Regions from separate parts of the Homo sapiens genome. Here region 1 is linked to region 2. Evidence: read pairs that join two places in POLR2A ChIA-PET (ENCODE). Cell type or tissue: OCI-LY7. All regions are shown on one strand. Links, peaks and the distances in the headings refer to the core of each region. The heading gives the core; the rest is flanking DNA. Region 1 has its middle 18 kb from the start of ITLN2. Region 2 holds the start of CD244 (CD244 molecule).

The links. Peaks named below come from ENCODE experiments on the same cell type or tissue, not always from the same donor. Only the 100,000 strongest peaks of a DNase experiment are listed, where the experiment ranks them.
Region 1: POLR2A ChIA-PET joins it to region 2 with 23 read pairs; 3 of 35 experiments call an interaction of 5 or more read pairs at or near these places.

The regions. Positions count from the first base shown.
Region 1 is chr1:160,968,603-160,976,390 of GRCh38, reverse strand. No RefSeq gene overlaps it. Among named protein-coding and RNA genes, the nearest start is that of ITLN2, 18 kb to the right of the region's middle. In OCI-LY7, for the core only: no CTCF peak of the experiment used is centred there; no DNase peak of the experiment used is centred there.
Region 2 is chr1:160,858,769-160,865,158 of GRCh38, reverse strand. It overlaps CD244 (CD244 molecule), which reads left to right and starts at 2,272. Exons shown (of 9, transcript NM_016382.4): 1 at 2,272-2,542. The coding sequence starts at 2,482. RefSeq lists an enhancer at 2,407-2,456. In OCI-LY7, for the core only: no CTCF peak of the experiment used is centred there; no DNase peak of the experiment used is centred there.

The DNA of each region.
Region 1 (7,788 bases), core at 1,610-5,609, 110 kb before region 2:
ACATGGAGGCTCCATCTTCCCTTTTCTTGTCAACAACGTGTACGATAAGGAGCAGACAACATGGCACCGGCCAGGTAGAAAATCCATTTGCATAATAAAAATGTTAGGGTGAGGCTGGGCGCGGTGGCTCACGCCTGTAATCCCAGCACTTTGGGAGGCTGAGGCGGGCGGATCACCTGAGGTCAGGAGTTCGAGACCAGCCTGACCAACATGGAGAAACCCAGTCTCTACTAAAAATACAAAATTAGCTGGGTGTTGTGGCGCAAGCCTGTAATCCTAGCTACTCGGGAGGATGAGGCAGGAGAATTGCTTGAACTCTGGAGGCAGAGGTTGCAGTGAGCTGAGATTGCGCCATTGCACTCCAGCCTGGGCAGCAAGAGGGAAACTCCGTCTCCAAAAAAAAGATTAGGATGGCTTGGCCAGCTCTTCCGGGGCTATGTAAACATCACACCTGGTCCAACCAATCTTTGGGCCCTCCTCCTCAAGCTCGTCTGTAAAACCTGTGCATTTCTCCAGGAAACCAGAAGACCCAGCCAGGCGCCCCAAGACCCATTCTCTTTTCTCTTTCTTCCGCCTATTAAACCTCTACTCTTAAGCTCACTCCACACGTGTCCGTGTCCTTGATCTCCTTGGCATGAGGCAACAATCCTCGGGTATTACCCCAGACGAACGGGACTGCTTCAATAATTGATCTACATTTAGGTTTCATAAAATTTACAGTTGAAAAAGTTGTTCCAAATAAAAGTAAAAACATACTTAAAACTTTTCCAATAACTGAACAGAGTATTGGTTCTTAAAATAAAATATTTGGTGCCTTATCCACATTTCACGTGCTCAATAATCACAAGTGGCTTGTGACTACAGAATCAGACAGTGTAGAACTAGAGAATTCCATAATCCGTGGGCGTCTCTGGGACCACACTTCTGTACGACATTGAAACAACATTCATTTATCCCTTTGCCTTTTTTCCAAGTTTAGGATAATTTTTTCTAAGAGTTCTGAGGGTATATTGTTTACCTTGATTAAAAAAAAATACTATTGGGATATAATTCCCATACCATATAAAGCACCCATTGTAAGTTACAATTGAATGCTTTTAAGTGTATTTACAGAGTTGTGTGACCATTACCACAATCAATTTTAGAACATTTTCATCACCCTAAACAGAAACCACCTCCCCATTAGCTGTCACGCTCCATTTCTCTTCTCTCCACCATAGTCCTAGGCAACTACTAATCTTCTTACTTTCTGTCTCTATGATTTGTCTATTTGTCTATTCTGGACTTTCACATGAGTGTTTAGTCTGTTTTGTAGCATGTATCAGTGCTTAATTTCCAAATAATAATTATATAGATTTGCCGTATTTTATGTATCTGTTCATCGGTTGATGGACATGTGTGTTATTTCTCCAGATTCTGTATATTGACTAACACACATTCTCAGCTGGGGTCACTCATGTGGCTGCATTCAGCTGGAAACTGGGCGGGGGTTCCTCAGCTCTCCACCACATGCCTCTGTCCATACGGTGTCTCATCCTCCAGGGCCTCATTACATGGCCCCTCTTTTTTCAGCAATATACCTTGGACTTCCTTACAACATGGAGGCTGGGTTCCAAGAGAGCCAAACAGAAGGTACCACTTCTTATGGGCTAAACTGCACCTTCATTATTGCCATGACATTCTATTGGTCAAAGAAGATCACAATGTCAGCCCATATTTAGGGAGAGGGAAAAGGACTCCACTTCTTTTCCTTTTTGAGATGGAGTCTCACTCTTGTTGCCCAGGCTGGATTGCAATGGCAGGATCTCAGCTCGCTGCAACCTCCACCTCCTGGGTTCAAGCGATTCTCCTGCCCCAGCCTCCCAAATAGCTGGGATTACAGGCGCCTGTCACCAGGCCTGGCTAATTTTTGTATTTTTAATAGAGACAGGATTTTGCCATGTTGGCCAGGCTGGTCTCAAACTCCTGACCTCAGGGGATCCACCTGCCTCGGACTCCCAAAGTTCTGGGATTACAGGCGTGAACCACCACACCCAGCATGGACTCCATTTCTTTAATTTTTTTTTTTTTTTTTTTTTTAAAGAGAAGGTCTCACTCTGTCACTCAGGCTACAGCCTCAACCACCTGGGCTCAAGCAATCCTCCTGCCTTAGCTTCTTGAGTACCTGGAACTACCGGCATGCACCACCATGCCCAGTTAATGTTTATTTTTATTTTTTGTAGAGTCAGGGTCTCACTATGTTGCTCAGGTTGGTCTTGAACTCCTGTCCTCAATCAATTCTTTCACCTCAGCCTCCAAAAGTGTTGGGATTACAGACGTGAGCTAGGGCACTGGCCAGGATTCTTCTCGATGCGAGGGAGGAGTGTTATGTGTGTATAGGGAGGGGAGAGATTGTGGGTGACATCTTTGGATTCTGTCTACTACATCCACATTTACCTTTCCTCCTGCAATTAGGCAGGGACTTTCACTAGTTTTGGACAAGGGGCTGTGAGCAAAAGCGACATATTTCATTTCCAAGCTGAAGCAAAAAAAAAAAAAAAAAAAAAAAAGGCCTGCACAATCTTCCAGATCTATTATCTCCTTCTGAAATCAAAAAGGTTTGATGGTAAAGTTACTGAGCTGCTCCATGGGAGATAGTTACCCTGGGAGTCACTCAGACGGGCAGCAGAGTTTGCATAAGCAACCAATAAACCTCTGTTATGTTAAGCTACTGGAGTTTTGAAGTTGTTGGCTAGGGCAGCATCACAGAGCCCATTTTTTTTTTTTGAGACTGAGTTTCACTCTTGTTGCCCAGGCTGGAGTGCAATGGCGCAATCTTGCCTCACCACAACCTCTGCCTCCTGGGTTCAAGCGCTTCTCCTGCCTCAGCCTCCTGAGTAGCTGGGATTACAGGCATGCGCCACCATGCCCAGCTAATTTTGTATTTTTAGATGAGACGGGTTTCTCTATATTGGTCAGGCTGGTCTCGAACTCCCGACATCAGGTGATCCACTTGCCCCGGCCTCCCAAAGTGCTAGGATAACAGGTGTGAGCCATCGTGCCCGGCTGCACAGAGCCCATCTTGATGAAAACACATGACTTATGTCCTTACTTTGCCTCTAACCCTGACATTGATGCTCCTACAGCTCTACAGTTTGGCTCCTTGCCTCATCTGTTGCCCCTTTATACTGTTGCTTCCGACTTCTCTGGGTGAACTTTTGCCTAATACAGCTTGGTCCTGGGACTTTACACCCCTGGTGGTTGGTGTACCTGCCAGGTTGGCCCTGGATTCTCCCCAGGACCTGTCACAGAGAACAGAGGGAAGTTGCAGCCAGGTAGTTGAAGGTTCTTGTGGCTGAGTAGGCAAAGGGATGCCGCGAAGTTTTTTTTAATTTGAAGAGGGATTTGAGGTAGAAAAGAGTTTGAAGAATAATTTGCTAATGAGAGCAGGATCTATGGCAGACTGGCAAAGTTGAAGAATTATCAGTAGGTTCACGCCAAATGTGGTAATAATTAGATTTGCATAATGCTTTTTATCTAAATTTTCACTTATAACATTCCTTGTTTATCTTCATAGTCCTATAAGATAAGCATTATTCTCTCTTTGTAGCTTGAAAGTCAAGGGTTAGAGAGGCTAGTGTTTTGCAGTATGTAAGAGGCAAAACAAGTACTTTGATTACACTCATCAATTCATTTATGCAATCTTATTTGATTTAATTAACATCCCTTTTTTGAATCCTGCTAGACTAGAGCTCCCAAGCCTTTGCATCATGGGACACACAGGAGGATACTCTTTGCCTGGTATTTCCAGGGCACATGCTCTTTGGTGTAGCCCATAGAGAACACTCTCGGATGGTGGGTGTTATGCCTAAAGTCTTTTGCCAAGATAATAAGAACTGAATTTAAGTATACAGAAAGAGCCACACAAATAATGTTTAAATATAATTTTAACTGGAGTAAAAATCTAAATGCCTATGAAAACACAATTTTAGATTCTGTATCACTATAAAAAATTTACAATCATCAGCATCTCCCGGGACACCTGTAACCTGTTTATGCCATACCAGGGTGCTATGATACATGAGCTCAGAAGCTCTGGGCTAGACACTGTACTCTGAACTGAGAGCACAAAGATGAAGGAGACAAAATCCCTATCCAGCAGAATTAAGTCCAACAGGAAAAGACCAACAAAACAATTCTTACAATGGAGTTTAATAAATCTGGTGATGGAAATATATTTAGGGTGTGTCTACCTCAGTCTATGGGGGTGAGGCTGTATTAGCCATTCCTTTTATTTTCTGATACTTTGACATCTTCACCTTAAACCTTGCTGACCCTGGACAGACAATCTCTCCTAGGTTTGGCTGATTCTTAGAGATAGCAAACAACTTGCCTGTGAGCATGCCTTTCATATGCAAAACGACCAATCCAGAGCCCATGCAACCAACTCCTCCAGCGAGGCTCGTATTCTGGGTTGCTATGCATCTGCCCTAATCATCCAGTGCCAGATACCAGACAACGAGGGACAGCCCCTGTGCCCCAGAGCCTGATGAAATTATTCAAACTAGCCAGGCCTAAACTTGCTCACCCTCCCTTGCCTATTCCTTTCTTCTTGTGAAAACCACAATAAAGGCTCTAGCCCACTTTCCCCCCTTGCTTTCACTGCCTCCTGACTCACCCCGGTGTTTCCCATGTAGCTCTGCCTCCTGCCATTTGCGTGGCATGGCCCCTTCCCTTGGGAACTGTGAGTATGACACTCTATCTTTCAAACTGCAGTTGTCTCCTGATCTATTTATCTTTCCATACCTAAATTATCATAAAAACCTATATTTTAACACAACTTGGCCAGGTGCCCTGGCTCATGCCTGTAATACCAGCACTGAGGGAAGCCGAAGTGGTTGGATCACGTGGTCAGGGGATCGAGACCATCCTGGCCAACATGGTGACACAGGGTCTCTACTAAAAATACAAAAATTCCCTGGGTGTGGTGGCGCGTGCCTGTAGTCCCATCTACTCAGGAGGCTGAGGCAAGAGAATCGCTTGAACCAGGGAGTCAGAGGTTGCAGTGAACTGAGTGCAGTGGCGGGATCTTGGCTCACTGCAACCTCCACCACCCGGGTTCAAGCGATTCTCCTGTCTCAGTCTCCTGAGTAGCTGGGACTACAGGCATGTGCCACCATGCCCAGCTAATTTTTTATATTTTTAATAGAGACGGGGTTTCACCATGTTGGCCAGGATGGTCTCTATCTCTTGACCTCAAGTGGTCCGCCCACCTCGCCCTCCCAAAGTGCTGGGATTACAGGCGTGAGCCACCGAGCCCAGCCAAGAGGGGAAGGTTTAAGACTTTAAGTGATATGTGGGAAGCAGAACCAACAGGATTTGAACCTGAGCCTTCCAACTCATAGCTTGAACTGGTGGTCAGTACTATTCTTTTTTTTTTTTTTTTTTTTGAGACGGTCTTGCTCTGTGGCCCAGGCTGGCGTGCAGTGGCGCAATCTCGGCTCACTGCAAGCTCTGCCTCCTGGGTTCACGCCTTTCTCCTGCCTCAGCCTCCTGAGTAGCTGGGACTACAGGAGCCCGCCACCACACCAGGCTAAATTTTTTTTGTATTTTTAGTAGAGACGGGGTTTCACCGTGTTAGCCAGGATGGTCTCAATCTCCTGACCTCGTGATTCTCCCACTTCGGCCTCCCAAAGTGCTGGGATTACAGGCGTGAGACACTGCACCCAGCCAGTGGTAGTACTATTCTTAGGCCCAGACAAAAAGGGCACCTGATTTGGGTCCTGTGCTTTAGAGGGCACTGCTCTAGTGTCCCTGGCCAAGCCCCTTTTCATAGAGTGAGGAGTGCATCCAGGTGTATCTTCTCTGCCACCTGGAGACAGCCTGCCTGCAGAAGTAAAGAATGGACAAGATACGCAAAAAGAAGAGCTGGAGATGGAGGGGCCTGATGATCTCATCTGAGTCTTGTACTTATCCCATCACACCCTGACTTTATCACCAGAATGCTCAGTTACATAGCTAATTAATTGTGCCATTTTTGTCTATGGTGGGTTGACATAGATTTATATTACAGATGTCTCCAGTGGTTCAACCTATGATTTTTTGACTTTATGATGTTCTGAAAGCAACATGAATTCAGAATATTCCTGGACTTACAGTGGAGCTCTGTTTAAATAAACTCATTATAAGTTGAAAATATCATAAGTCTAAAACACTCCTTTGACTCGTAATTTTTTTTTTTTTTTTTTTTTGAGATGGAGTTTCGCTCTTCTTGCCCAGGCTGGAGTGCAATGGTGTGATCTTGGCTCACCGCAACCTCCACCTCCCAGGTTCAAGCGATTCTCCTGCCTCAACCTCCCAAGTAGCTGGGATTACAGGCATGTGCCACCATGCCCGGCTAATTTTGCATTTTTAGTAGAGATGGGGTTTCTCCATGTTAGTCAGGCTGGTCTCGAACTCCCGACCTCAGGTGATCCACTCACCTTGGCCTCCCAAAGTGCTGGGATTACAGGCATGAGCCACCGCGCCCAGCTGACTTACAATATTTTCAACTTCCAATGGCTTTATTGGGATGGAGCCCCATGGTAAGTTGAGGAGCACCTGTACCTTTGATGAAAATTTCCTGACTACATAATCATTCAGTGGGTTCATCCTGTCCACTGCACAGACAAAATCAATTCACTGGGACCACAGCATTGCAGTAAAGAAAGAGTTTAATTGATACAAAGCCGGCCATGCCACATGGGAGATGGAGTTATTACTCACATCAATCTCCCCCAAAATTTGGAGGCTAAGGTTTTTCTTTTTCTTTCTTTCTTTTTTTTTTTTTTTTTTGAGATGGAGTCTCCCTCTGTCGCCCAGGCTGGAGTGCAGTGGCGCGATCTCGGTTCACTGCAGGCCCTGCCTCCCAGGTTCATGCCATTCTCCTGCCTCAGCCTCCCGAGTAGCTGGGACTACAGGCGCCCACCACCATGCCCGGCTAATTTTTTGTATTTTTTGTAGAGACTGGGTTTCACCGTGTTAGCCAGGATGGTCTCGATCTCCTGACCTCATGATCCACCCGCCTCAGCCTCCCAAAGTGCTGGGATTACAGGCGTGAGCCACCGCGCCTGGCGGGTTTTTCAAAGGTAGTTTGGTGGGCAGGGGCTAGGGTATGGGTGGGTGCTGCTGATTGGTTGGGGATGCCATGTGGAAAATGGTTCATGCACTGAGTCTGCTTCTGGGTGGGGGCTATAGGACCAGTTGAGTCAAGAGTCATGAGTCCAGGTGGGACCATCTGGTCATCAGAAATGCAAAATTCTAGCCTAGGCAACACAGTGAGGTTCTCTGTCTACAGAAAAAAAAAAAATTAGCCAGGTATGGTGGTGCATGCTTGTAGTCCTAGCTACTTGGGAGGCTGAGACTGAGGTGGAAGGATCACTTGAGCCTGGGAGGTTGAAGCTGCAGTGAACCATATTCGCACCACTGTACTCCAGACTGGGTGACAGGAAAGACCCTGTTTAAAAAAATACATAATCATAAACATAAATTATTTTCATTATTTATTTATTTATTTTTTGAAACGGAGTTTCACTCTTTTTGCCCAGGTTGGAGCGCAATGGTGTGATCTCAGCTCACTGAAACCTCTGCTGCCCGAGTTCAAGCAATTCTCCTGCTTCAGCTTCCCAAGTAGCTGGGATTACAGGCACCCACCACCATGCCCAGCTAGTTTTTTTTGTATTTTTAGTAGAGACAGGGTTTCACCATGTTGGCCAGGCTGGTCTCGAACTCCTAACCTCAGGTGATCTGCCTGCCTCAGCTTCCCAAAGT
Region 2 (6,390 bases), core at 1,889-5,888:
TGCAACACCACACCTGGCTTATTTTTTGCATTTTTAGTAAAAACGGGGTTTCACCATGTTAGCCAGGTTGGTCTCAAACTCCTAACCTCAGGTAATCCACCCACCTAGGCCTCCCAAAGTGCTGGGATTACAGGTGTGAGTCACTGCGCCCAGCACCTTTTTTTTTTTTTTTTTTTTTGTGACAGAGTCTTGCTCTGTCTCCCAGGCTGGAGTGCAGAGGCACAATCTCAGCTCACTGCAACCTCTGCCTCCCAGGTTCAAAGGAGTCTCCTGCCTCAGCCTCCCGAGTAGCTGGGATTACAGGCACACACCACCACACCCGGCTAATTTTTGTATTTTTAGTAGAGATGAGGTTTCACCGTGTTGGCCAGGCTGATATCGAACCCCTGACCTCAAGTGATCCACCTGCCTTGGCCTCCCAAAGTGCTGGGATTATAGGCATGAGCCACTGCGATCAGCCTACAAATAGCAGATATTGTGTGATAGAGTTTGTCAGGGACCACAAGACAGACACACACTCAGTGGTACAGCTGCTCCGAGTTCTGTTTCCAGGGGATGATAGGTCATCCACATGCCTGGTGGGAAGGATGGAGCTGGTGTTGGGGTCAGGATTGGAGAGGCTGATTCCTAATTCACATTCATTAGTGGGTTCCAACAGCTGGATCTTGTTTTCCACCTGTCGTGTGAGGAAGTTTACCCTTCTTTGTTATATCATGTCTTGTGCACCACTTCTCAAGGTTAAGGACATGGCCAGATCAACTCTGAAGAAATTCCCCAGGGTTGAGGGCTGCCCCTTGGGAGCAGACAAAGGAGAGAAGAGATGATAACCATTAGACCCGCTGGAAAAAGCTATTCAGAGCTTAAAAAAATGAAAACAAAACCACAAAAACCTCATCTATGTCCAGTGTTTTTTGTGTGCATATTCTGGAGTATCATTTTTAATTTGATCCTGAAAACTGCCTTGTGAAGGTGGGGAGGATGTATTGTTGACCCTACAGGCTCAGACAGCAACAAGGCCAGAATCACATAGGTTGTAAGTTGCTGAATGGGAGCTGCAAGTCCAAGTCTTTGACTCTAAATCCAGCGCTCTGTCCAGAGCCCCGCTGCTGCCTCTGTTGGCAGCTGAAGCTGTCAGTCTGCTGCCCCCTGCCCAGTTCAGACAGGGTGGCTGGAAATGGACCAAAGGATGGAAAAAGAGAATAAGAGCGGACTTGAAGGGAACTGAAAGTATTTGTTAAGGGGAAAGCAGAAGGAAGAAAGAAAGAGGCATGAACCCTGGGGCCTGGCCTTGAAGCACAGTGTTCCAGGGGAGGGGGGATGCCGCTGTCCCCACCCCTCCATGGGGGCCTAAGCAGATCCAGAGCTGCCTGGCCTTCCTGGAGGGTGGCGTCCAAGCATGGATGGGAAGGCAGCAAAAATAGGCCCATGTCACTTCTGGGAGAAGACAAAAGAGGGAAGAGAGGACTACTATAGAAAAGTAGAAAAAGAGGAAGGGAGGGAATCTAGGCATACAGATCGGAAATGTGGAGCAAAACAAAATTTTTTTTTTTTTTTTTGAGACACAGTGTCGCTCTGTCACCTAGGCTGGAGTGCAGTGGCGTGATCTTGGCTTACCGCAACCTCCACCTCCTTTGCTCAAGTGATTCCCCTGCCTCAGCCTCCCAAGTAGCTTGGATTACAGGTGCACGCCACCCAGCCTGGCTAATTTCTCTATTTTTAGTAGAGGTGGGGATTCACCATATTGGCCAGGCTAGTCTCGATCTCCTGATCTCAAGTGATCTGCCTGCTTCAGTCTCCCAAAGTGTTGGGATTACAGGCGTGAGCCACTGTGCCCCGTGTGAAACAAATTCTTATGAAACAAATTTAATTTACATGTGCTTAAACTTTGGTGTCAACTTGCATGGAATCCCCAGGCTTGCTAGATTTTTCTAGTGCCTCCAGCCCTTAGGTCTCTTCCTATGTTCTCTCAGCTACTCCTCCTTTCCTTCAACACTGTTAGCCGCTTATCCAGGGCCCTACGTTTCAGCCCACTCCTCCTCCAGCCCCTCTCCACTCCACCTCCACAATGTCTGTTGGAATGGAACAGTTGGGGATACTGGCTGTTTGGCCCCCATGGGGGTCTCTCCATATAGGATTCAGAGAATTGGAAGACTTCTTGGGCTGAAGCAGAGAACGGGATGCAATTTTGAAACTGGCTTTGTGAGTCACTGTGAACTTCAAGCACCCTCCCACTTGAGGTAAGCTTCACCAGTTTGGCTTGTGGGAACTGTCAGACCAGCTCCAGGCGCTGGGGCTTTCTCAGTGGCCTTGTCAGCTCACAGCAGGCGTTAACAGCCTCTAATTGAGGAAACTGTGGCTGGACAGGTTGCAAGGCAGTTCTGCTCCCCATCGTCCTCTTGCTGACTGGGGACTGCTGAGCCCGTGCACGGCAGAGAGTCTGGTGGGGTGGAGGGGCTGGCCTGGCCCCTCTGTCCTGTGGAAATGCTGGGGCAAGTGGTCACCCTCATACTCCTCCTGCTCCTCAAGGTGTATCAGGGCAAAGGTAAGGAGGTCCTACCTGGCGTGGGGCGAGGGAGGGACTAGGAGCTGTGCCCCTCAGGGAGATCAGAGCCAGAGCCTCTGCTTGTGCCACATACACAGTCATCTGGAACTTGACTCCGAGCAGCTCCTGACAGCTCTGACAGTCTAAATCAGACAGGACAGGCTGGCAGTGCACTGGGAGGTCTGTGAGAGGGGTATCTGGCCCTGCCACCAGCAATCCAGGAAGTCTTGGGTGAGGAGATTCCTTCCCACTGGCTTCAATTTACCCTTCCGTGTAGTGGAGAGAGAAGCCTCCTTCCAGCCGCCTGTAAAGATGATGAAAATTGCATCCTCCAATTGTGGCATGAGAGAAGAGAAGCAGTCCCAAGGAAGTGGGTGGTTCTCGAGCTCAGAGACAGATGGATGGACCCCTGAGGCAGGAAAGCTGAGCCCAGGGAGGGGAGGGCGAGGCCAGCAGCCAGGAAGAAGCTGGAAGGCATGGTCCCTCATCTCCCCGGCTTCTTCAGCCATCCAGATGCCACAGGAGCCTGGAAATTATTAGGGACATGCAGGGTTGGGGCAGAAGAAGGAGACAATATGAGGAAGCTCCACAGCAAACCTAAAGCTGTCAGCCAGGCATGGAGCCATCTAACATTTACTCCTGGGGATCCCAGCTGAGGGCTGCTCCCCTCTTTCTCCAGTTCTGGGGTCCAGGATGCTCTGAAACCTGGATCCCGCATTTAATTTAATTGAATTAATTTATTTATTTCATTTTTAATTTTTATTTATTTATTTATTTTTTGAGACAGAGTCTCCTTCTGTCACCCAGGCTGGAGTGCAGTGGCGTGATCTTGGCTCACTACAAACTCTGCCTCCCGGGTTCAAGTGATTCTCATGCCTCAGCCTCCCGAGTAGGTGAAATTACAGACGTGCGCCACCATGCTTGGCTAATTTTTGTATTTTTAGTAGAGACCAGGTTTCACCATGTTGGCCAGGCTGGTCTTGAACTCCTGACCTCAGGTGATCTGCCCACCTTGGTCTCCCCCATCCAAAGTGCTGGGATTACAGGTGTGAGCCACCATGCCCAGCCAGGGTTCTGCATTTTAGATCAGTGACTCTGCAGGGGCTTCACGGAGGTGGAGAGCGTGGAATTAGAGGAGGGTACACTCTGGGCACAAAGAGGGGAAACTGAGGCATAGTGTTGTGTGGGTTCAGGGCCAGGTAGAAGCCCCATATGCAATAAAGTCCCATGCCCAGGTACTCAATTCAGTTACCGAGTCCCTGAGCATTCTTGTGTCCTTCAGGAAGACACAGTCAAGGCTCAGGTGGACTCAACATTTGTAAGGATGCAGGCAGCCTAGGGCAGAGCATGATGAGGAACAGGGAGCAGGGAGGGAGGAGTGGAGCCTGCAGCTCTTGTGGGTGGGTTGGGGGGCCTAGTGGCCCAGGATTCTAGGCAGGAGAGCTAGGTTGGAACCTGGTCTAAGGATCCTTGAATGCAGCTCAGACAGCCGAAGGAGGACTGATGGGATTGGTGCCTGGCTGTGGGGATGAGAGTAACAGAGAAGCTGAGGTTATGACCCTGAGGTCATGAGCCTGTGTGACAGAGGGCAATGCTCCCTCCACCCCCATTCCCAGGGCTTCAGCACCATAGCTGGGCTTGGCTATGCCGGCCCTTGCACGGTGAAGCTGGTGAGTGACTTGTTAGGCACAGGGAGGGATGGACTTGGGTCTTCCTGAGCTGCTTCCTCCTCCATCCTGTGTCTATAGGGCAGGCCTGGCATAAGTTGACTGAAGCTGCTCTATTTCTTTAATTTTTAAGCTTTTTAGTTTGAAATAATTGTGAAGTTCCAGGGAAGCTGCAAGAATAGTTCAAACGATTCTTGAATTTCTTTCATCTAGATTCACCAATTAACATTTTATCACATTTACTTTATTTCTCTTTCTCTAGCTGTATGTATATGTGTGTATAAATGTACAATAATTTTTGCTGAACCACTTGAGAACAAGTTGTGACATTATGTCCCCTTACTCCTAAATATTTTAGCACTTATATCCTATGAACAAAGACATTCTCATGTTACTACAGCACAATTGTCAAATTCAGTAAATTTAACATTAATACCATCAAATATGCTTTCCATATTCACATATTACCAATTGTCCCAAGAATATGCTTTATTTTTTTTTTTTGCTGACCCAAGATGCAATCAAGATCATGTATTACATTCAGTTGTTATGTTTCTCATGTTCAGTCTATGACCATACTTTAACCTTTCTTCATCTTTCATGATATTGCATTCTTGAAGAAGACAAGCCAGTTGTTTTGTAGAGGGTTCCTTAATCTGGGTTTGTCTGATGTTCCCTCATATGATTCAGGTTATCATATGCATTTTTATTTATTTTATATCATCATTATTATTATTTTTTAGAGATGGAGTCTCGCTCTGTGGCCTGGGCTGGAGTACAGTGGTCCAATCTCGGCTCACTGCAACTTCTGCTCCCCCGGGTTCAAGTGATTGTCCTGCCTCAGCCTCCCGAGTAGCTGGGACTACAGATGCATGCCACCAAGCCTGGCTAATTTTTGTATTTTTGGTGGAGACAGGGTTTCACCATGTTGGCCAGGCTGGTCTTAAACTCCTGACCTCAAGTGATCCACCCACCTCCGCCTCTCAAAAGTGCTGGGATACCAGGTGTGAGCCACTGTGCCCGGCCTATTATTATTTTTCAAGAGAGGATCTGGTTCTTTCACCCAGACTGGAGTGCAGTGGCATGCTCACGGCTCACTGTAGCCTCGACCTCGCAGGCTCAAGCCATCCTCCCACCTCAGCCTCCCTGGTAGCTGGAACTAGAGGTCTGTGCCACCATGCCTGGCTAATTTTTTTTTTTTTTTTTGTAGATACAGGGTTTCCCCATGTTGCCCAGGGTGGTCTTGAACTCCCGGGCTCAGGCGATCCACCTGCCTCAGTCTCCCAAAGTGGTGGGACTACAAGTGTGAGCCATCATGCCTAGCCATCATATGCATTTTTAAAATTATTTTTTCTTTAAAAAAATTTTTTTCTGTGCCCATTGACAGCAGATATTATATGCATTTTTGACAGGAATACCACAAAAGTGATACTGTGTCTTTTTCAGCGCATCCCATCAGGAGTCATATGATGACAGTGAAATTTAAAAAACCACTTTGTTTACTGAATAATTTAACAGGAGTACTATTTATGTAAGATGTGCATATAACTCTTGAGCATTGCGAAATTCTTCCAAAGACTTCTTCTTTCATGCAGAGTAAAAGCCATGCATTTTACAATGGTGCGTGACCTGGCGTCCAAGACCCACTCCTCTTTGTCTCTCCTCTTGCTCACAGCATTTCAGCCATGTTGCCTGCTGGTCCTGGACCTCGCTCTCTGTTGTATCCACAGTTTTCTCTGCCTGGGATGCTGCTCCTTTGCTGGCTACATGGCCTCTTCCCTCAACCCCTCAGAGTTTTGCTCAAATACCTCCTTTTCAGTGATGCCTTCCCCACTGAAAATGTCAGCCTGCCATTCTGCAAACTCTTAGCTCTCTCTCCACTTAATTTTTCTCCATAGTCCTCATCTCCATTTATGTTCCATCCTGTTTACTTATGTTTTTCATTTTCTGTCTCCCAGTCTCCTCTTCAGCCCCCTAGACTGTAAGATCCTTGAGGCCAGGGCTTTTGTCTGTTTTGCTCACCGTTGTCTCCTCAACATCTAGAGCAGTACCTGCCACAAGTCAACCCTCAGTAGATACTTATTTTCACAATAGCAGCCCCCTCTCTGTTCCCATTCTTTCTCTGGATATATTTTGAATAGCTCTGAACCAGGGCTATTGAGGATTCAGTGGCAAGTAAGT